2 separate regions of the Mus musculus genome follow, and region 2 is linked to region 1. Evidence: chromatin loops called from intact Hi-C (ENCODE). Cell type or tissue: left cerebral cortex. All regions are shown on one strand. Links, peaks and the distances in the headings refer to the core of each region. The heading gives the core; the rest is flanking DNA.

The links. A loop is a pair of places that touch in the nucleus more often than their neighbours do. Peaks named below come from ENCODE experiments on the same cell type or tissue, not always from the same donor. Only the 100,000 strongest peaks of a DNase experiment are listed, where the experiment ranks them.
Region 2: a loop joins it to region 1, with 2.2 times the contacts of the local background. A loop is called at or near these places in 2 of 42 quality-filtered maps.

The regions. Positions count from the first base shown.
Region 1 is chr10:114,799,423-114,811,655 of GRCm38, reverse strand. Trhde (TRH-degrading enzyme) reads left to right here and starts at 9,354. Exons shown (of 19, transcript NM_146241.3): 1 at 9,354-11,137. The coding sequence starts at 10,233. It overlaps Gm15723 (predicted gene 15723), which reads right to left and starts at 9,930. Exons shown (of 2, transcript NR_155864.1): 1 at 9,393-9,930. In left cerebral cortex, for the core only: CTCF peaks have their summits at 2,654 (motif pointing right), 5,559 (motif pointing right) and 9,041; DNase peaks (open chromatin) are centred at 8,429, 9,161, 9,622, 9,931 and 4 more places; H3K4me3 peaks cover 2,493 bases; H3K27ac peaks cover 1,663 bases.
Region 2 is chr10:114,455,376-114,467,608 of GRCm38, reverse strand. The region is part of intron 12 of Trhde (TRH-degrading enzyme); the gene reads left to right. Among named protein-coding and RNA genes, the nearest start is that of Gm40766, 300 kb to the left of the region's middle. In left cerebral cortex, for the core only: no CTCF peak of the experiment used is centred there; DNase peaks (open chromatin) are centred at 3,938, 4,292 and 5,753; H3K27ac peaks cover 2,135 bases.

The sequences.
Region 1 (12,233 bases), core at 2,057-10,056:
GCATTAACGTCTGAGCCGTAGGCAATCAGATCTGAGGGCTCATTCTGCTCAATCCATAATGTGGATTATGTTTTATAATATTGCTAAGACTTGATTATTTGTACATCCTGCAAGGCCTAGCTCCTGCACCGAACATTTAAAAAGAGAATTGCTACAGAACATTGAACATTAAACAGGGAGCTACTATAGGTAAATCTCACCAAAATAAAGAAATGATCCTATAATTGCAGTATTAGAGCTATCTATTTGGATAATTATTATCAGCTTGGCCATCCTGGCAAGCTCTGGGAATGAGAGGGTGGCACAAGGAACGGCTAGTGCATTTAATTACAGTTCAGGGTAGACAGAGACTGATAAAGCCCTTACATAAAACATAGGAAGCCCACGTCTCCACTCTTATCTCCTTGAGTCTGTATCTTCATAGATAGGTACAGATAAATGAGACACATACATCCCATAGGTGACCTGATGATCCTAGGAAGTGGTTGTCAGCATTCATGTGAACCTACAGACATACATTGACATAAAACACATCATTTGCTTTAAATGGGTTTGATTTTCTGTCTAGAAGACAAAATGGAACATGAACAGCCATCCCTTACTGAGTTTACCTAGTTGAGTGTTAGTACTTCTATTATGAATCAATATTCATTACTTCCCCACATTGGAGGATTAAAGGAACAAATGATCCTTAGAAACTGAAAATGAAACCCACAAGAAATGTCAAGAAAAATATCTGATGGGGTCTCATTTTTAAGAAAACTGGAAGGCAATCGTATAAGCTTTTTGACATTAAAGGAAAAGGCTGTTGCTATCTAATGTAACCCAATTAATTTGGATCTGCTTAATTTGAAATCAGTAACGGAGTAAGATAGGATGCGGATTTGCTTCTTGGAATTTTATTTTAAAGGCCTCATGTATAATAAGAATGTTATAAAAGTACAAAGATGAAATTTGTTATTGGAGTTAGGCACTGCACTAAGTTGAGGTATTTCTTATTTGTATCCACTGTGGCTTTTATTCCTCCAACTGTGCACAGGAGCAAGGAATTTTCTAGAGAAGACTATTCAGAAGCTCACCCAGTTTACAGTGAGAGAAGACATACTTTCATTATTAAGGCTGAAATTGAAGCACAAGAGAAAGATTGAAAACATATGGTCCTCAGGCAAGAGAGTATCCTTTGCTGATATATTTGTTTAGGTGAAACTCCGAGCAAAAGAACCTGTTGAGTGGTGGATTTTTAGAGTTAAAAGGAGGATGGCAGATCCATTGTTGCCATCCCAAGGAATCCTTTGCTTTGTCTTTGAACCAAATTGGAAGGAAACGAAGTCTGTCAGAAAGTCAGGGAGAGATTCAAATATCAAAAGACTCAAAGATTAACAATTAAAATCCCTTCCTTGAGTTGGAAGTAACAACACATCACTTACAGAGGTAAAACACGTACATCCTCCATGTTAAAAATGACCAAGGAGTGAAATTCTGAAGGTTTGGCAGTATGTCAGGTAGAAGTTGGCTGCCCTAGTTCTGTAATAAGATTTTAGCAACTCTATAAAAATAACTTAAATTCTTGTTATTATATATATGATGGCAGCATAGATGATATTTAGGTGATAGTTCAAATCTAAGGCCTTGTTGCCATATCCAGGAACAATTACTTCCTGAACAATACGTTATAACCTTCAACTCTAAAATAGGGCGAGAGTTCAAACACAAATATTTACCTCTGCAAGACGTCAAGGTGACTGGATTGCATACTACTTACTCTTGTTCTGAAATGACTTCATAAATGCAGTTTCAAAATGTGTTTCCCTACCACACCACATCTACACACGTGCACGCACACACAGACACATGTACACACTTACCTATAAAAGCAGTGTGTTCAGGTGGAACCATTCCTGTTTGTCTGGCTAGATAAAAGATGACTATAGCATCTCTAATACATAGAGGGTGTTTGGTTGCCTAACACATTCCCTGTGTTTCTCAATTAAAAAAGACATTGCCGCACACTATCCTGCCCATTTCCTTATTCCCTTTATAGCAGCAGCATAATTTCAGAAGAAATTGAGTAAGGTAACTCAATGCAAATGCATTCAATCTGTTGCCAGAAGTAAGGGCATACTGACTGAGTCAGATATGGGAGCTTTGAGAAAACAGGATTAAGCAGCATTTCAGATCCCCTGGAATCAATTCCCACAGGCCACCGTTGTCGAAATGATGATCCCGAGTTAAGAAAAAACACTTTATTTTTCTTATGGAAGAAAAAAAATCACCAGGTAGAGCTTGCCACTTATGCGATCCTAGATAAGTTTGGTGATTATCCTGTAAATGAACCTCGATTTTGTGTGTGTGTGTGTGTGTGTGTGTGTGTGTGTGTGTGTGTGTGTGTGTGTATAGACTCCAATATTTTCAATCTCTGAGAAATTGTTCTGGTGTCCTGAATGGATGATTGCAGAATTGTGGCAAGTATCTTTTGGTGAAGTGGTTGTTTCTTTTAGAGGAAAAAAAGGGGGGGTGGTTATAGCTTCACTGTGGTATTTTCTAATACTAGGTTTAATACAGCAGAAAGATAGATGGATGGACAGAGACCAAACTCCAAACTGAAGCCTCTTTAGTAAATATTATGTTACTGTCTAACCCACAAGGTGGCACTAAAGAAAAAAGTGACAAAAAGGAAGATCCCCGGCAAAGCTACTCACTAAATCGACTCTGCATTCTATTCTATTAAGGGAATGAATCCTATTTGATGAAGCCACTACCCACATTGTAATATGGTAATAACTCCAAACGTCTCTCTCTCTTCAGGGTAGTTGTCTTTCCAGGACTGTTGTGGAGCAGAAAGTTCCTTTCAGTTCCAGAGGTTGTCATTTTCTTTCGTTTACTCATTTTTCTTTTTAAATCATAAGATAAACTATGATACAATAAGATAAGACAAAAATGAACACATTGGAACTGGACAAAACAACCAGAAGGGAAAGAACCCAGGAATAAGTGCAGGCATGAGAGGTCTAGTCATTCACAAACTCAGGAATTCCATGAACACTAAACCAGAAGCAGTGATATACACGCAGAGGACCTGGTGCTGACCCATGCAGGACCTGTCCATACTGCTTCAGTCCCTGCGAGTTCCTATGAGCTTTGATCCTGTTGGTTAAGGGGACCTTGTTTTCTTGTGTCTTCCATCCCCTCTGGCTCTCACTATATTTCTGCCCCCTGTTCCTCAGGATTCCCTGAGCTCTGAGAGGAGAGATTTGGTGGAGACATTCCATTTAGGGCTGAGGGTTTCAGGGTCAGAGCTGGTTGATGCTGTATAAGTAGTTATTCTGAGGGAAGTTTTAGTCTATTTTCCCCCCCCCCAGGCACAGATTTCATTACTATTGTTTGGTCATAAACCATTTCTAGTTCTCGCTCTCCAACCTCCACCATCTTGTATAGTGCTCAGAGTATTAAATTTTAAAAAGATAGCATATTTAACCTTAAAGACTTTCTAGTAGATTGCTGTATCTGGGCTTTTGATATTTATAGCATTATAAGATATGGTGTTTTAAATTTATGCACGTATGTTCGTGTGTGTGTGTGTGTGTGTGTGTGTGTGTGTGTGTGTGTGTGCATAAAGGTCAATCTATGATCACAGAAATATTTAAAGAGATAAATAGGATGTTTTATTAAAAGAAAGATGAGGGATTAAATTATGTAAAAGCTGCAAGGGTGGGATAGAAGAGACAGATGAAAGAAATAAATCAGGATATTTTATATCTTTATGTGATGTTATATTATTACCTATAGAAGCGTGTCTTTGAGGCAGATGCTCTTCGCAGTTTAAAGAAGTCAGAAATCATTTAAACCACATGATTTTGAGCTGGTATACATATCTATATCTATCTATATATCTATATATCTATATCTATATATACCTATATCTATCTATCTATCTATCTATCTATCTATCTATCTATCTAGAAATATAATGCATTCAAATATCAAGACTCCTAAGATATAAACTGCTCGTTTTGCATGAAAACAAATTCTAGGCAACTCTTCCAATCATGTTGTTCTCACCCTAGGATGGATAATACTGTACTTTCCCCTCCTATTTTCCTCATTACTTCATAAAAATGATTACTTTTCTCAGGGTTCCATTGTATTTTATTTTATCTATTTCATTTCGCTGAGCCAACACTCAGCTAACATAAGTCATGAGTAGAAACTGTCTGCTCTGACAGGGCTACAGACCCAGGTGGACTGGTTCCATTCTAAGGGTCTCAACTATTGGTGCTAACACTGACCTCATACTTTATGAAACAGATATCAGTTACACAGCTGTGTGGTTTATCTTAGGCTTACCTTACAGGGAATAGTATGCCACAATCTTTAACGTTCAGGTGGGGGAGAAACACTGCTTGGTTTTGAATCCCAACTGTGCTATTTACTAATTAAATGGCTCAGCCCTCAGATGTTAGCTGGTCTGAGCCTCAGTTTCCTCATGGAAGCAGCAGCAGCAGCATTGTCCATATGGTGGCTGCTTTCATGACCACATGAGCTAGGACAAAACACTTAAAACAATAGTGGCAAGAAGCAAGTATTAATTAATAATTAATAATAATAATTAGCACTACTACTTTCCCTCCCATATGTATGTAAAAGCAAGTGTCTGAGAAATTTATATTTTTGATGACCACAGGTTTTTATAAATTTGCTATCCCATTTCTTCTGCTCCTGTACAAATTAAGTAGTTCAGTGGAAAAGTCTCTAGGAAGTTAATGGGTTAATTTCTATTCTGTGCGTAGACTTTGGCACATATTATCTTTGCCGCTTTCATGAATAAACTACAAACATTTCCATGATACATACTTTGCTTTTTTATGGAACATTCGTATAGAGATCATAAACCCAAAAGCCCAGAGTGAACACTGAAGAGTTTAAACCTAGCAGTAGAAACCCCCAAAGAAAAATAGAACTTTCTTGGATTCTTTGTACTCTCTGCTTTGCATGTAACACTGAATGCCGGGACTGGGAATTTTATCATAGATTACAGCCATACTTCTTCTTAAATTTGCCATCTAGAGAGGCTCATTTTGTGCAGAGACTTACTCTGTTTTCCCTTCAGCACAACTGTATGACTTCCTGAGGACTTACAATCTGTGCTAATATATTGGTACTTTAGGCGGTTTATAAAAAAAACAACTTCAGCAGTTTTCAGGCAGTTTAAAAAGACATATTCAGATTCACATAACACTTCCATCCAGTCTGATGCCTTAGAAGTCAGACAGCCGACAGTTAAATCAAGGTATCAATTTTAGTTGGAAAACAGAAACTTCCTTAAATATTCTGTCTTTTATCTTCAAGTTCAGGAGGAAGATTCTAATAGAAAAGGCAACCCTTTTTTTTTTTGGATGAAACTCTTTATAAAAGACTCAGGTCAAATGTTATGAAAAATTTAAATTGTGGAATAGAGAATTACCAAGAACTTTGATGTAACAGGGATTTGCAGAGTTGAAGATTTTCATCAAATTATCACTATTTTGGATTTTAAGATGCTGTTTTTCTGCTGCCACATGGGGGCGCCACTACAGCTGGGGAGCAGAGATTTCTGCCTTGGACTGTCAGCAAGGGTCTTTTAGCTGCCTGTGGTCTTCAGAAAAGGATTGCAGGCCTAAGCACGCCAGTCTTTTTGACTACCAGTGTAGCGGCTTGCTTGGTTTACAGTCTCCTGTGCATTAGCCAGTACAGTTCTTACAATGTCATTTTCCTCCTTAAATTTTTAAGTTGAATTTTTTTCGTGTGTGTATGTATGTGTGTGTTCATGTTCATGTGAACATGTGTGTGCATGTGTGTGGAGGCCAGAGGTTTACTTTAGGCACTGTTCTTCAAACACGATTCACCTATTTTTTATTTATTTATTTATTTATTTATTTATTTATTTTTATTTTTTGGAGAATGTTTCTCATTGCCCAAGAGCTTGCCAAGTAAGAGGCCAGGCTGAATGGCCAGACAGGCCCTGAACTTCCTCACCTCTGCTTCTTCAGTATTGTAATTTGCAAGTATGTGCTACTATGCCCAGCTAAAATAGGTCCTGGGGATCCAACTTAGGTCTTAGTGTTTGCAAAGTAGGCCACATTACTGATTGAGCTTGTCTCCCCAGCTCAAATTTTGTTTGTCTTTCATGGAGAAGATTAAAAACCTCTTGGCAAAATGAGGAAATTAGCTCCCGAGGGCTGAAAGGTACTTCCTCGAGCCCTCTGATATTAACACATCAAGAAACTGAGTTGATTAAGTAAGTGGAATAGGATCACAAAAGGTTGGGAGGGTTGAGTGGGGACGTAGCTCTTTCTTCTGAGCCACACAGTTTCTGGACATGAAGAAGCTAATCACACTTTCAGAGATGGAGTATGCAAGGGCACTCAAGTTGTGCATGTTCATGCAAATCAGTGTGGGGACAAAAGGCAGTGCAAGTTTAAACAACCAAGGAGCACAGACCATCGCTCCCTGCAAGACAGTTCATTTTGATTATCGACAGGATCGGAGTGTAGATTTGATTAAAATCAACTTCTGGTGGACTTCATGACTTTTAAACATTCAGATTATATTCGCTTTTACAAGTCCCCAGACCTAATATGGACAACATTTTAATGACATTTATTAGTTAAAGAAAAAAAAAAACCAGCATGACTTTCTCACAACAAATAAATGGTTCTTGCTAAGTGTCAGACACTGAGAAGGTGCCTCCCTTGTGAAGAACACAGCCTGATTGTAGCATCACAGTAGCCAAACCTTTCTCTAATCAAGGGACTTAAATGCTAATGACAACTTTTAAACCAAGTGTTTGTGGTTAATTCCTTCAATATTCCTCTTAGGTTCACAACCTGAAACTTTGCCTGTTCTCTGCTGGTTTTGGTTTGCAGTAGGGTGAACATTTTCTTGGAAGATAATATAAAACTTTATTCCACCAATGCATCTTTCTCGGGTTCTTTACACTTTCAGACGTCACAAAAGGAGAAAAAATTCACTTTATATTAACAGGAGAGAAACACATATTTACTTACTTGATCTTTGATACTCAGTTTATTGGGTAAAGCCACACAAAACGGGAATCAATAAGCTAATAAGTTGTGCCCACTTCATGTTAATAAACTTGAATTTGCTTCATTTGTGTCTCAAAAACAATCCATTTGCTAATTTAATCAGTCAGGACAAACATTTCTAATCAGTAAGTGATCTGCTTTTTTTTTCCTCTTTTCTTTCTTTTCTTTTCTTTTCTTTTCTTTTCCTTTCCTTTCCTTTCCTTTCCTTTCCTTTCCTTTCCTTTCCTTTCCTTTCCTTTCTTTTCTTTTCTTTTCTTTTCTTTTCTTTTCTTTTCTTTTCTTTTCATTGCAATGGTTTTGAGAGTTACCTAACAGTAATCTTCATGAGTTCTTGGAAAGTAATGGCCTTGTAGCCTGCACGACTAACATCACGTTAGAGACAGAAAGCCTCAGAGACCCCCTAAGAAGGTTGTTTCTTCATTAGGCAGGGGGTGCTTAGACTCGCAGGACTCACTCTAGAAGCTGCTAGCTATCTGTGTCCCTTAGGCCAGGGTTCCTGAATGTCTAGACCAGAGCCCTGAAGTACTAAAGAATATGGTGTACTCTTGGAGTCTCAGGTGCTCTTTTGCCTTGCTAAACCGTATTTCCTAACTTTGGGGAAACAATCTAACCCCTCAGCTCTCAGCTCCTAAAATGCACATAGCCAGACCCATATGAAAAAAAAAAAAAAAAAAAAAAAAAAGCAAGAACAAAGATGGTTCAAAACAGAGCAGAAAAAAGTAACTGGGACAGAATGTGGCATTTCCCCTGGTCTGTTGCTGGCGGCCCACATACAACATGCTTAAAAATACCCACCCTGGCACCCATCTTCCTTATTTATGATGATGCAAGTGGACATTTAGAAAGCATGGTATTGAGCAAGTACCCTAGCTAGGGATGAAGGGAAAAGAACTTCTGCAAGCAAGACTCCCAGTTTAAAGTTGATGTTGTGTAACTGAGCTCCTCTTATTGGCCAGGCTTTAACAATATCATTTTAAGCCTATTTTTCACTACCCCAAAGCTAATAGTCTCTCTCTTTCTCTCTCTCTCTCTCTCTCTCTCTCTCTCTCTCTCTCTCTCTCTCTGGAAAATAATGATGGTGATGATTTCTTAAATGCAATCTGGATTTAAACAAACAAAAGAAACATGTAAAGAGACATTTCTTCATTTTTTTTTAAATTGACTGAGCCAGTCATTAACTCTTTGTCGCCTTCGAGGCGGCTGTCTTTCTAAGCATTGTTTTAGTTACAACTCTATCAGCACATTTTGAAGTTTCGATAGCACACCCCCTCTACTCTAGTGGAGAGAACTCCAACAAACTCCTGAGAGTCCAAAGGCGGCCAGCAGGCTATATATGTCCTGTGCTTTGATGATTCTTGCTGTTAGCGTACACTGGGGGTTCATAACTGTTCTAATGAAGTTTAAACACTTTTCATGATGATACAGGGGAGTTGCAAAGAAGAATTGTGCCTAGGTGAAGTAAGACGCTGACAAGTCACGTGAGTATGGATTGATACACTGTCCTACTAATATCCAAAGTCATGGGGCCTCCACCCTCAGTTTTCCTTCCATTCGTTTCTGAATATTGTATTGTGGGCATCATGTTGTAATGCTTTCCCCAATCTCAGAATAAAATGCGTTCTATGGGGAATCCTTCTCTTGTCTTTAGTCTTTACTTACGGAGGAGGACTCTACTAGTTCATTGCTAGCCATTATTTCTGACTGCACACCTAGCTTCACTACACTGGTGTAATATATGCAGCCAGGCTTTGGAGAATTTATTTCAATTTACATACAGTCCTCTAAATCCTCTGGCGAGCTTGATGTGTGATCTGACACTGCCTCCCCAGCAGGCTCTGCCTTTGCTCTTGATGCTAATAGCCCAAGGCTCCAGTGGTCCCTCTGGGGAATCCGCAGTAGGGCTAAGGAGTCGGAAGAGGGGTGACTGCGGGGCTTGTTGCGCCGAAGATTTACAATGTACTCTTGCAGGCAGCTCAGCAACCCCCTCTGTGGCTGTGGGTGTCTGGTGTGACAGAGCGGAGAAAAGCTCTCTCTAATCTCCCAGTGCCTGCCTCTGTCGCTAAACCTCTCTCCTCCCTCCTGCCTTCCCTTCCTCCTCGCTTGCTCCCTCTCTCTGCTTCCCGTTTCTCCGGGAGTTTCAGTCCCTGAATGCAGCTGGAGTACCCTTGGCAAAATCTACACCCGGAGCCCGTGTACACACACACATACACGCACACGCGCGCACACACGCGCACACACATGCACACGCGTTGGCACACACGCACGCACTTCAGTTCTTCCCCCGGGGACGCGGCTCAGACCTTCATCTACCTGAAGTGGACACCCCGACCGGACACTTCTTCACTTGTCTTCTCTGGAGGGCAGAGCATCATCGGAACGCGGGAGGCTTGCTGCCCAGTCCGCAACCTCACGCCTTTTACCGCCACCACTGCTTAAAGTGTCCAGGGTGGAGAAGGCTTCTTCAGGACGGATGCTCCGCGGCCGTGGGACTTCCTCCGGCTAGCTTACTCCAGTCCTTTCCTCGGTCCTCTGGTCCATCCTCTCCTCTTCCACTGCGGGGTGGAAGGCTCCAGCGCCTTCCGGGCTGCCGCCGCTGCCACCGCCGCAACTGTTTTGGCGAGCACATCCCACCCAGAAGACGGAACAACGCTGCCAGAGTGCGGGGGGCTGGTGAAGCCCTAACTTGTCCCCCGACTCAGTCGCTCTCCCCAGCGCTCTCTGTCCTCTTGGCCGAGCCGAGGAGAGAGCAACCGCCGCCGCCACCCTGGTAGAGTGCGGCGCCCGGGAGGACAGGCGAGCCGCAGGCGCACAGGGGCGGGGGCGGCGTGTGCCCGGGCGCCCGGTGCTGGCCCGACGAGTAGCGCGCACCCGGCGAGCGACACGCTTCCCAAGTTGGGGCGCGTCCCAGAGCTGGTTGCCCGGCTATCCGCAGCTGTTGTCTGGAGAGAGGCGGGGCTGATGGGGGTCGTCTCGGTCGTCACTAGCCTCCAGAGTCTGTCTTGAGAGAATCTGAGCTGGCCTCCCTAGGGTCCCAGCCGGCGTCGCGCCCTCCGCCCGCGTGCGGTCTCCAATGACTGCGCTGGAGGTGGCCCGGGTGGCCCGCCCGCTAGGGGTGTCGGAGGGGGCGGGGGAAGAGGAGGAGGCGGTGTGATGGCCCTGGACGGCGAGAGGGGGGAGCAAGAGGAGGAGAAGAAAAAGAAGAAGAAGAAAAAGAAGAGGAAGAAGAAGGAGGAGGAGGGGGCAGAGAAGAGCAGTTCACCCTTTGCGGCCACCATGGGAGAAGACGACGCCGCGCTCCGGGCAAGCGGCAGGGGGCTCTCGGACCCGTGGGCTGACTCGGTGGGAGTGAGACCCCGCACCACGGAGCGCCACATCGCAGTGCACAAGAGGCTTGTGCTGGCCTTTGCCGTGTCCATCGTGGCACTGCTGGCTGTCACCATGCTGGCCGTCCTGCTCAGCTTGCGATTCGACGAGTGTGGAGCGAGCGCGGCGATGCCTGGCACCGACGGTGGCCTCGGGGGTTTCCCCGAGCGCGACAGCAACAGCAGCTTTCCAGGTTCTGCCCGGCGCAACCACCACGCGGGTGGGGAATCCTCTCAGCGTGAGAGCGGCGAGGTGGGCACCCCGGGGACCCCGTCTGCCCAGCCGCCGTCGGAGGAAGAGCGGGAGCAGTGGCAGCCCTGGACACAGCTGCGCCTATCCGGCCACCTCAAGCCGCTGCACTACAATTTGATGCTCACCGCTTTCATGGAGAACTTCACCTTCTCTGGGGAGGTCAACGTGGAGATCGCGTGCCGGAACGCCACCCGCTACGTGGTACTGCACGCCTCCCGAGTGGCGGTGGAGAAGGTGCAAGTAGCTGAAGACAGGGCGTTCGGGGCTGTCCCGGTTGCAGGCTTTTTCCTCTACCCACAAACGCAGGTCTTGGTGGTGGTATTGAACAGAACCCTGGACGCGCAGAGGCATTACAATCTGAAGATTATCTACAATGCCCTGATAGAGAACGAGCTTTTGGGCTTCTTCCGCAGCTCCTACGTGATCCACGGGGAGAGAAGGTATGGAGGGAGGCGGTGCCCTGTGCTGCCCCACCCCGCCAGGCGGCTCGCACTGCTGAGTGAGCGCCGGTGACCTCCGGGACCCAGTTGGCTTCTAATATCCAGGAGCCCGGGGTTAGGGAAGGAAGCCAAGGTGAGGTGGGATGGTCCTCTCGAACCATAGGGGTCTCTCTGATGCCTGGCCTCTCACCGTTTGCTATGTTCACAAACTCAGCAATGCCAAAAGATGAATACTGCTTTTCCTCTAGGTCGGACCTTTCTCTTATAGACTGGTAATGAAGCCAGGCATTTGGGCTTTTGCTTGTTTCTCTAAAGGTTGCAGTTCAGTTCGTAAAGGATGATAAATGTAGAAAACAACTTCTCAGGTTACAGTGGAGGGAAATAGTTGATAACCAAAGAGCAGGAAACAGAGTAACCCAGCTCTCAGGTGAAGTCAGACACGCCCCCTCCCCTTCACAAGCCCACCTCCCTTGACTATGGGAGATTCAGAACAAGCCCCGGCTTTGGCTTTGTAAAGTTTTCCCAAATTGCAAGCTGAGATTTTGAGCACAAAGAGAACTTGCAAGGAAAGGTTGGCAGGGGCAGGGGCAGGGGCTGGGGGCTGGGGGCTGGAGTGGTGGTTGCGATGATCAGAATCAGAGAGAGGGACCTCTGAGGCACTTTGATCTCTCCTGAGAGTTCCTGGCTCCATTTGATTCCTCAGCTGCTACCAACAGAAGTGACTACACCCAGAAGGGAGGGAAAGCTTGCAGTTAGTCTCCAATGCCTTTGCTGAGTTAGATTTGGACTGCCTCCTAGTTGCTTTTTGAAAGACTGGGACTTCAGAACCAACAATTCTGTGTCCAGGTTGCGCCACAGTTCTGATAGTTGTGAAAGTTTGAGGAAAGGGTCGAAGTTGATGATTCTAGCCCATGATTGATAGGTGCTTCTAGTCCTGACTGCTCGCCCACTTCTGGTGAACTACATTCTACTTGGTCCTTATGGGGTTCATGCAGCCGGCACCACTCTATGTTACAGGTGGGAAAATAGAAGCTCTGGAAAGTCATCATTTGACATAGATCCCCAAGTGAGACCCAGATAATTTGGCCCCAGAGCT
Region 2 (12,233 bases), core at 2,471-10,470, 340 kb after region 1:
GCAAATCTCTCTTTCTCAACCATTCCAGATTCCTCTGTTGTGAATTATAGGTTTAGTTCTATACCCCATTTTTAAATTGGGTTGTTCAGTTCTTTTGGTGGTTAGCTTCTTACATTCTTTATATATTTTGAATATTAGCCCTCTATTGGATGTGGGGTTAGTGAAGGTTTTTTTCCTAGTCTGTAGGCTGCCGATTTGCCTTATTGACTATGTCCTTTGCTTTTCAGTTTCATGAGGTCCTATTTATCAATTCTTGATCTTAGAGCATGAGCCATTGGAGTTCTGTTTAGGAAATTTTCCCCTGTGCCAATGAATTCAAGGCTTTTCCCCACTTTCTCTTCTATTAGATTCAGTGTATCAAGTACGAGGTCCACTTGTACTTAAGCTTTGTGAAAGGTGACGAATATGGGTCTACTTTCATTTTTCTACATACGGACTGCCAGTTAGACCAGCACCATTTATTGATGAGGCTTTCTTTTTTCCATTATATATTTTTGGCTTCTTTGTCAAAGACCAAGTGTCCCTAAGTGTGTGAGTTTATTTTTAGGTCTTTAATTCTATTCCATTGATCAACGTGTATGTCTCATAATAATAGTAAACGTCATAGTTTTGTATTACTGATAGTACATTCAACTGTGAAGTCTGTTTGGCTCCATATTAATATAGTCATACAGTCTTATTATTCTTAACCTTTGCACAGCACATCACTTAGTTATATTTACTTTGAATATTTCATTGTCTTTGAACAAAATTTTCCTCTTTTTGCAGATAACTTATACTTTACATCTTTTTATTCTGATGGTGTCCACTTTTTAGTATTTCGCCCTTTAACATCTAGTGTGAGTAAATATTTAGATACATTTAGCTTTACAATTTTTGCTAATGTTTTGTGATTTTTATTGATGTTATGTCCACTTAAGCTTACTTCCTAATTTCTTCCCTATACTTATTACACATATCTTATTACTACAGTACTTCACCACATGCATGTTATAGGAAGAGCTGATCACAGAAAGCACAGTTTACAAAGGGACGCTTCTTTTCTTTCCATTTGCCTTTGCGGTTACCTTACTCTTCAGTGTGCATGGGTATTCATCGTGAGTTTTGGTTTCTAGGATAGAAAGGCTTCAGGGTTTTCCTCGTGTGTCTCTCCTCTCACTATGCCAGTTCTCAGGCTGCAGAAATTGCAGTTAGCTCCAACCTGAAATGCAACACCATCGCCTTTCATAGCTATTATTAGATATTATCGATGAAATTAATCCTCTCAGATAGCAGGTGTGTAAGCAGGCACAAAGGAACATGATCTTTGAAGTCACTTAGATGGATGGGGGTTGGTTGAAATTCAGCTCATATTTTATAATTCATTGGGGTCATGAGGTAATTTTTATCTCTTCTGAAATTTAGTAACATGTCTATGAATATGCATAAAAGCACTTCTGTGCTTATTTTTTATTATTTTAATTGTTTGCTAAGGCATATACTAGAATTTTGGTTGTGGAACTTATCAATGAGACTCTGTTTCCAACTTTTGAAACAAATTGTCAAATGGTTCTTTAAAATGAATACATTTCACAGTCAGAATAAGTTTTCTATAATAATTAATCTTTTGAACTGAAGCACTTCATTTAATTTTATGTATTATTTTAGACAAAAAAAGTTTAAGAAGTAATAATTTAAATGTTATTTAATTACCTTTTTTTTTTTTTTTAAATAATGACCTAGCCTATAATGGTCAGCACAGGTGTGGTGAATTTTATTTTGATTTTGATTTTTTTAATTTATTTACATTTCAAGTGTTATCCCTTTACCCCCTCCTGGAACCCCCTATCACATCTCCCCTCCCCCTGCTTCTATGAAGACTTTTCTCCACTTACCCACCCACTTCCTCCTCCCTATTCTTGATTTCTCTACCCTGGGGCATCTATTGAGCCTTCATAGGACCAAGGACCTATTCTCTCATTGATGCCTGACAAGGCCATCTTCTGCTACATATGCGGCTGGAGCCATAGGTCCCTCCATGTGTACTCCTTAGTTGGCAAATTAGTCCCTGGGAGTTCTGGGGAGTCTGGCTGGCTGATATTGTTGTTCTTCCTATGTTGCAATTTTTAAAATTATTTTTAGCTTGGAAAAGGAATAGGCAAGTCATTCGATCTGAAATTAGATACAAGTGTTTGTCTTTACAACAAAAATCATGTCTTGAAACAAATTAATAATGTCTGTCATCCTCATGCTAGCTATCAACAAATAGTAATAAAATGGCATTTGCAAGAGCTTTTTCTTTTGAGTATTAAACAAAACAGGGAAATAGAAACCTTCAGTATGGGCTTAGGACCAATGCACATGAACTATTTCTTGTTATTGTGTGACAGTCATTACAGACCAGGGTCTTAGTTATTATATTAAAGAGATATATGACAGTGAGCTGATAGTTCTGGCCTGTAAAACTGAATAAAAGTACTCTCTCTTTCTCTCTCTCTCTCTCTTCATTAACTTCACTTGACTTTTAAACAAATAACGGAGGATGGATTTTTAGATAGAATCAATTTTTAATGTGCGTTCATTTTAATATTCTGCTTGACACTTAGTTTTAAACTTTATTCTTATTCCTGTAGAATGAGTTCTCTCTAGATTTTCTTTGATTTCTAATGGCCTCATAACCTATTAGTTATTTAAAATATAGCATAAAATCTTAAATATAAAAGTTATATGCTAATGCTGTGTCTAGAACTCCTAGTACGTGGCTGAGAATGATCCATGTGCCTCTGCATAAACACACTGATGGTATTTTGAGAGCATTTTAACTTTCAACAAAATCTTTACCTATACATTTTTATTAAATCCTACATGGTAGAAATATGCACACTTCATCAAGTTGATGCTTATATGAATCTACTCATCAATTTCTTACGTGTATTACAAAATTTTATCAAATATACTAAAATACCCTAAATTTAAAATATATAATTCCAGACTGTTTCCTAGGAAAATATGTCAAATATATGTGGTGATTATCCACCATGCATGTTAGACAATTTAAAAACTAATGTATAGGCTGGAAAAATGGCTCAGTGAGTAAACTCACTTGCTGCAAAATTTGTTCCTTGGAACAAACAAATAGAAATAACATCTAGTTCCTGAATTTAAAACACACACACACACACTCGGGAGACCCTGCACATGACCAAGGGAAACAAACAAAAAACAGTAACAAGGAAGGATTGTTCATATTTTAACAATACTGACCATTTTCCTGATTCTGTAAGATGATGTTTAAAAAAATTGTAGAAAAGAAATAATATCCTGCATATATAGTGTGATACCATTCACACCAAGTGTTAGGTGGTATCAGAAGTTACTTGCTAACAGCAACTCAGAAAACCTTAGTACTTTGGATAATTATCAAAGAGTTCCCACAATAAAGTGGCTGGAAGAGTTGGACATCAAAGATAAACATCACAACAAAATCAACATGAGAAATTATTAAATTTAAATTCAAAGGAATTACAATAATCTGTTCTGAATTTTAGACGAAGATACATGCTCTGATTTCAAATGTCTAGATCGGTATTTGTCAACCTTCCTACAACTATTTATGTTGTGGTGACTTCCAACCATAGAGTTACTTCATTGCTCCTTCAAAACTGTAATTTTGCTGCTGTTGTGAACCACAGTGTGAATATCTGATATGTGGCCCCCCTGAAAAGGGATTTTGACCCAGCCATTGAAAAATGCTGGTCTAAATACAGGAGAAACGCACAGACTTAAGCTTCAACTGACTTAACAAAATAGAAAGGCCATTTCACAAGTTCCTTTTGTCAATCAGCTTCACTTTTTTTATGTGATCCTCTTTTAAAGCATATATCTCTGAATTATGCCACTAATGAGACTTTAGGAAAGAAAAGAACAATCTCTGTGCCAACCATACTGTAGGAAAGAAACCTTGGTCCCCGGACAGACTATGCCTTGCTTTGTGAAGAACCCACAAGCAATGTGGACACACAGTGTCTTTCCATTAAGACTCCTTTACCCAAAAGATCTTGGAGACTCAATGTTGGATCCAAGCTTTGAATATTGTAGCACTCTTTTTTCCTTGTTAACAACTATTAACAATCTTGTGAACTTTATTGTATTATATAGTTAGTCAAAAGCAACTTGTATTTTGCTTAGAAAATGTAAGATAAAGTTATATATAATATGTCTACATTTAGATTCCAAAATCGAAATAACATGAGATTTTCTAAGATGTCTAAAATAGAAATTTTATGTGGGGCTTCTTACAAGCCACATATGTTCTAGGCTATTTTTCCTTATATAATGCCACAACGGAGGAGGCAAAGGAAAAGAAACTTGTAATCTCTCTTTTTTTTCTTAAAATACAGTGTTCTTCAAAATACCATTTACTTCAGACAGTTACTAAACAGAAATTTAGTCAGATAAAATTAACTAACAATCATCTTTTTACAATTTTTTATTATTGGTAGCATTGTAGCAAGAAAAGGGAGAAAATGAATATATTTTCTAATGCTATATATTTAACAATGCTTTTCATCAACACATATGTGTATATATATATATATAGATATATATTTAGAGATATTCAATATTACCTATGACTTTTTAAAGTTTTACTTCAGAATCTATGTAGCCCAGGCTAGCACAGAAGTAACAATTCTTCTGTCCCAGTCTATGAAGATTGCAGCTGTGTGTCCTCATGTCTGACTCGGGGCTGTTTTAGTTTTATTATGTAGCCCTTCGGTTAAATTGAAATTGTCTTGGTTATAACAAGACAGAGTTACGGTACAGATAAACATATAAGCAATTTTAATATTTCAGTTGGAACAAGATTTGTTTCACATCTGCCTACTTTCCAGGATATAAATCACTTACAACAGTGGCGCCTAATTTTGAGGACATGAGGAGATGGAAAGCACCAATGTGCTGAAGCGTAAGCAGAATAATCTATGGATGACAACTGAAAGTGCCCTGAGCAGTATTGTGCAGGAGGGTGCTGCCGTCAACAGTCCTCTCAAACCCGAGTTACGAGGACCAATTATTTTTGCTTTGTTTCCCGATAGATATTTATTTGAATAAGGTAAAACATACATATTTATTATCCTCTAATTCCTCAATACCAATTGCAAGTAGCAGTAACACTCTATACAGACTCCATGAAAGAAGAAGAAAGACAACAGTGATTTATAAAAATCAAACAAACAAAAAACTCTGCGTGTGTTTAAATGCAATCTAAAGATAGATACAGTGCCAAGTCAGAAACAACATAATGGCAAATCCACTTGGTTGGGAGTCAAAGCAAAAGGCATATTCTGAGACCAGATAAAAGCATATTCGGGTCTTCAGTGAGTAGTACCCTACAACGTTATAAGCCATACCGCTAACAGGACTTCCTTACTTGGAAAATTGACCTCTGGAGGCATGCAATCCTGAATCTTTCTCCACAGGGAACAGCAGGGGAAAAAAACAAAAACAAAACAAACAAACAAAAAAAAACAAAAACCCTCAGGCCTGTTAGGGAAGACATGTAAAACCTTCATTTTTGTGGGAGGCAGAGGGTATGAGTGGTGGGCTGAAAGACACATATGTGGCAATTGGCTTGGCAACCCTAAATTGAGGCAGCTGGAAGAAACAATTAAATGCTAAATCACCACAATAGAACCTGCAAAGTACAGGGCTGAACTGTGCATCACACCACTTGGTCGCCTAACTGAAACGGGAGGATGGAGAAGAGATATGCCCCTAAACAGATGGAACCACTGATTTGATCAGAACCGGGTCTGAAATAACAACCATAAATGGAAACTACGTCTGCTCCAGTCGATTCACCACAACTGCTCTCTAGCGACGCTCCATCAGCAGCCACTCAGATCCTCTAAAAGTCCCTTTCAAATATGAATGATAATGACAGGGATGGTGTCCAGCTAGAGAAACACGGCAGGAGAAAAAGGGTTTAGTAATCATAAATGCGGAAGAATTTTACATTATGTTAAAAAGTTAAAATATCCACCTGTTTAATTAAGATAGAAAAGAATTAAAGCAAAAGAATGTGGCGTCTATGAAGGGACAGTTTGAAGAAAGCAAGCAGAAGAACTTGGAAGAGAAGAATCCTTAGGAAAGAGTCTAAGAACATTCAGATCTAATTGAGACAACGATCCTGTTGTTGAAGAGTTAAGGTATAAATCCTTGAAGCTCACTTTAGGTCGTGTGGAGCACACCATTTTTCTTTATCTTCTTTAGCCCATACTATTCATTTGCAAAGTACAATTCCATAACAGGAATGTTCAGGGGTTCAATTTTGCACAGGTCTTGCATGAGTCACAGCCGGCTATGACGTCATGAGGGAATGGGCGGGGTATGTCCAGAACATCTTCCAGAGCCCTGTTCCCATCCTCTAGCCTTAATGTCTTTTTGCCATTTCTTTTCTAGTGTTGTCACACCTTGGTAGAGGTGAGATCGATGATCATTTTAGGATTGAGTGTCAAATATCCTCTTATTCTCAGTACTTTGACCCACAGTTAGGTTTTACACTAATCATTGCTCAGTGTGAAAGGCTGAGCACACTAATATATTGAGATTATATTATAATATTATATATAATGTATTATATTGAGGACTCCCATGCCCGCTGCAGTTAAAGGTGATAGGAATCATTTTCTTCAGTGGTCTAGACACTGGTTAGTTGCCTAGGCTCCATTCAACAAACAGCATCACCCATGTTCATGCAAGCAACCCTATTTGATTTAAGTGGAATTTAAAAACATTTTTAAAAGCTATGAAGGTAGAAGGTGAAGTGTCCTGAATGAATTTCTTGAGGAGGAAGAGGAAGCAAGACAGGGAGAGTTATGATTTAATGATTTTAGGGATATGATTTAACACATTATCTACACATATAAAACAACTGAAGAATGGATAACATTAAAATGCTTTCTTATTTTGGTGTATTTTATCCTAAATTTCTACTACTCAGTCTGAAATGTAATTTTTTTTTCTGTAAATGATTGTTTTGTTCACAATGCAAACTAAGAGGCAGTAGAAAGGGCTTTACTAAGATTCTGGGGTTGTCATATAACTACTGATCTATAATTGGAGAGAAACAAATGTTTTTATATATTTTCCTATTAAAATATTATTGAACTTACATGTGAGAATTTGAACAAGACACATTTAAAAAAAAAAACACTGACGTGGGTTTTGTGCAATTGATGATCATGTGGTTTTAGAACCACATATTTTGGGATCACATGAATAACTTTTCCCAAGTACCAGGCACATTTTTATTATCATCTTGCATTTTTATCCTTGCTTCAACTTTAGAAAATTACCTCTGATAAGTGGAAATGAGGGTAAACTCTCAGGCTGCAAAATAGGCTCAACCATGGGGCTGTTATTAAAATTAATGAGTGTCACTGTTGGAATGCGGCAAATCTATATTGCTAATGTCCTCTAATTATTAATCATCGTTAAGCAGTTAGAACATCATCATCATTATATTTCTCAAGTTTTAGGTGAACATCATCAACATTAGAGAAAATCGAGGAAAAGTTAAGGTCTTCTACTTCTGGCAACAGAGTCCAGCATTAATTAAATATTTCTAAACCACTACTGTGTGTGTTGGATGGCTATCCCCTGGAAGCTGCTGTTGAAACAGAGAAAGTTATATAACAATTAGAAATGCTGGCTTTCAGACAACCCTTTTCAGGGCATGCTGTAGTGGTCCAAGCAAAATATTTTGGAGAATACAAAATGAAGATATGCTATTCTGATATTGTGTAGAGTTAGCAGCAGGTTTCAGATAATTTCAGTGGATTTTTATTCTATGAACTTAGCTTTTCAGGTCAATCTCAAACTCAACATACAAATCCTTCCCTGAGTTGTTACCGTCATTTTGATGCTACCATTTACCTCACAGTACTTGTGTCTCCATCAATGTGTTCAGTTTGGTCCTTTATTTCTTCAGGTCATCGATTCCTACTGTAATAAGGATAAATTACTCAAAACATAACTGCCATGTCTGCTTGTATAAAGGTGATTACAAGCAGGCACATGCATTTTGTTTCCTGACATATCTTTTCCTATATTGTGAATTATATATTTGAAGTCCCTTTTCTATCTTGGTGGCAATAAAAGTGTATTTTTACTTTCCCCATTTCATCTGTAATGACTCTGGCTAGCTCTTACCTCTAATTTGGAATGGAGCATAATATTCGGAGAGGTGGGAAAATATCACTTTAAGTCATAAAGAGTTAGATTAGCTGTTTCATTTCTCTGTAAGTACAGAATATTTTACTAAGATTATAGAAGGAGAAAATGCACAGCACACACAGGAGGTGGATTCTTCCCTGTCCCTTTTCCATCACTTTGTATTGCTTGAAACTCGTTTTTTGATGTGCTTCACTATAGCTAATGACAGCTATCTAGTTTAAGAGAAGTGAAGATGATAGCCCATTAATTGTTATTAAATTTTTTAAAAGTGCTGTATTTTCATGCATGCAATAGAACAAAATGTTTAAGACTAAAAAGAACAGAAATATTTCCCATGTGGTATGTGGTTGTGCATCAGACAAGTAATGGAATACTTTGGACTATTTTGCTTTCTGATAATCAAGTCAACCTTCTCATTTTTTTTTTCCTCTGTGGTCCCAACATGCTGTCAGCCCCGCTTCCCACTCCTGACTTAAGCACATGATTCAAAATGACTTTGGAGAGTTGTGCTGCTCAGGGATTTATAGGAGTTTGTTTGTAGAATCCACACCGCTGTACGGCAACCCTGTCGTTTTGGTGACAGAGCCAGTTTAACTCGTCTAGGATTTATGAAGGAGATAATTCAGAATAGCGTAATAATTTTCCCTTGGCGATTACACTATCATTTGGTGCTTTATCCCGAACAGGGAAAATGGATGTGTTGGGTTCTGTACGTGGGTTTAGTGGCTTGATGGAAGGAACAAATCAAGGGCAGAATACAGATGTTGAACATGTGGCTGCCAAGGTCTAGTTCTGGGTCTCCCTTCTGAAAGCTGTCCACCATTTTTGAGCATCTCTTTACAGTTGACAAAATGCTCTCACACTTCTTCCCCTTTGTCCTTGCGGACCCTAGAGGTTGAAGTTCAAATACAACTATACTGATGCCTCTGGAGCTAACTGGTGGTAGACTATTTTCAGGGTTCCTTCTGAGATTTTTGAGGTGAGCTGGGATATCTCTGGGTCTCTCTCTAGGACTTAAACCTTCTTCAAATAGTGTTAAGAATATCATGGACTTCCTAAAAAACATTAGGTTAAATACTAACATTATCTTCATTTAAAATATGTCCCTGAAGGATTAGGTAATATTTCAGAGTAACTGTACATTGGGTATAGTACAAATAATTTGAGGTTTTGATTATATAATGCATATACAGAACTAATAGCTAAATGGATACACACAGAGTGTGTGTATATATATATATATATATATATATATATATATATATATATATATATATATGGGTCATTGGTGATTGATGTGTGTGTGTGTGTGTGTGTGTTTGTGTGTTTGTGTTTGGTTACTTTTCTTTCTCTTTAGGACAAGTTGCTGTTTGACAAAGATTGAAAACATTCACTTAGAAATTTACTTAGAGGTGGTTGGAATGGTTATATGTTAGCATCTACCTTGATAATATGAATTTAGATAATCTGTCTGTCTAGAACATGCAAAGCATCACATACATGTAGCCTTTATCTCCGGGATCTGAAGGATACATTTAATCAAAATACTGAACAATGGTGAATTAAACCTATTTTTCCAGCAGAACAGTATTAGAACAGATTCTCCGGCCCTTCTGAAAAGTTCTGAGGGACGAAAACATATAAAGTTTTAATATTTGAACACACGTGTGTATTATAATCAAATCTATATGAAAAGCATAACTTTCAACCAACTTTACACCGAAGATTTGCCAGGTTATTTTTAAGTTATGTGGTTTGAGGAATATTTTTCTTTTCTAGTTTCCTGTTATTCACAGATTTCTCTCAATGCAGTCATATAGAAAATTAGAAGACTTTCTTATTCATGGGCCTTTAGGAAGATGATTTAATACCCTTGTGGAGGCAAACCAAGCCTCTGCAAAATCTTCCTTTTATTATTTATTTATTTATTTATTTATTTATTTATTTTATTCCAATGTAACTTTTTACTTTACTAGAAAACGTCACAGTGAAATAAACAGAGCTGATTTAGGGATTCTGTTTCCCGTGGAAATCATAAATTATCTTAAAATATTCTTATGTCCAATCAATATATATATTTCACTTGAATTTCCTATTAATTCTACTAATTCCAAATGGAAATATGAAGTTTCCTGGATACAGAGTGTATTTTATTTTAAAATATATTTTCTCATCAATTAAAGGATTTATTATTGGTCTCCTCTAAGTTATCACATTTGCATGAAGAATACTGAGAGACTCCTTTGCTTCTGATACCATCAAAAGCAAATCTTTTGCTTGGAAAATGTCAAAAAGTCAGTGGTTGTGGCTTCTTGCCATCCATTTCACTTACTAAATATAAAATTTCCAAGCCAGCATATCATGAGCAGATCAATTGGGAAACCATAATTAGCTTCTTTCTTATCTGGAAAGATCATGTGGCCCATTTGAGTTTGTCTTCCCCAGTAACCAGAGTCAGGCTTTGAAAGCATACATCAGAGCACCTTGTCATTCTCCAGCTCTAACCGTGACTTTCATCATACGTGAGAAACAATCTCACTCCTCACGTGCACTGGGTGTAGATGCCCATTTAAGGGTGTGCAGACTGGTGGGCCTGAAGTGCCGGAGTGTCTGTGTTAAGTATCTCAGATCATACCAAATTCCATCGAGACATAGCAGAAGGCTGCTGAAGAGGTAGACAAGAATTTAATGAGGATGGATTTCACTCTGTCTGCACTGCTCTACAGGACAGTACTACCAGGCATGCACTAGACCTCAGGCTCTCTTCTGTGGCCCGGCCAGTGTACTTTGGCCATGAGGCAAGCGAAAGATGATTGCAAAGGCCAGGTGTGGACTACCTGCATAACAGGCTCAACTCTTTCAATATTAATTACAGATGTGTATCTATCTATTTTCCTAGTAAGCCAATAAAGCACTTGTAGATAAAAACTATTGAAGAAAAACATTGAGGAGCATATCAATATGTCCAGATAATTTTGATGGACACTTTTTATGGGCTTTTCTATAATCTCTATTTAACTTCTGCTGACCCAAAATATTGTCTTCCAGCCAGTTTTCCAATTTGATGAACCTTCAGTTTAAGAGTTACTTCAATATAAATATTATCAGCTCACAAAGCTTATAAGTATGAAAGGGGAGGAGATTAATTTATTTCCTACTGTTAATGATTGCACGTGAAAGGTCACGTTTTTAGCCAATGTAAAGGAACCTTGAGTTATACAACCTCTTCTTTCATGAATCCTTATGTCTCTACCACACCTTCAATGATAAATAGAGTGTCTGTACTTTTTGCTCTTGTTTCTATGAAAAAAAATACCTGCAATAAGCAACTTAGAGGGAAAATGGCCTTTGACTCACAGTTTCAGAGGTCCTCTGTTCATCATGATAAAGAAGACATGGCGGTGGCAGCAGTAGGAGCATCAGCGTCAGCATCTCAACTGATGGGGTAGAAACTTGTGACTGCCTATTTCCACAGCTCAGCACAGAAGACAGCAAACTTAGACTGCAATGAGATGCATGTCGGACATTTGAGAGCCCACCTGTAGTGCACTCTCTGAGACCCCACAATGCAAGGATAACATAACCTCCCAAATAGTGCCACCTGCTGGTTGGAATATTTTGGGCTGAACCTTTCCTGGCCCCCGCCACCCCTAGCACTAGCTTGATTTACTTTGAACTTCTATAACAGGTTATATTATATTAGGTATTTTTGTACTATTTATGTACAATGTCCCTGTCTTCTTAAAGCCCTTTAACCATCATTGAAAATATTTACTTTTGAGGAAATCATGATAATGTGTAAATTTAAGAAGATTTGGCAAATGCTCTTGATTTCTTTCAAAGTGATACAATATTATTGACACAATTTGAGGAATATCTATCAAGTGCCTATTTAGTGCCAGTTTTTGCTTTATGATATGGGCTAAAATGATGTATGGAACATGCTTTCTTTGTTTCTTTTTTTATTTACTCTTTTAAGTAAAGTTTAATGGATTTTAGAAAGTCATATATATAAA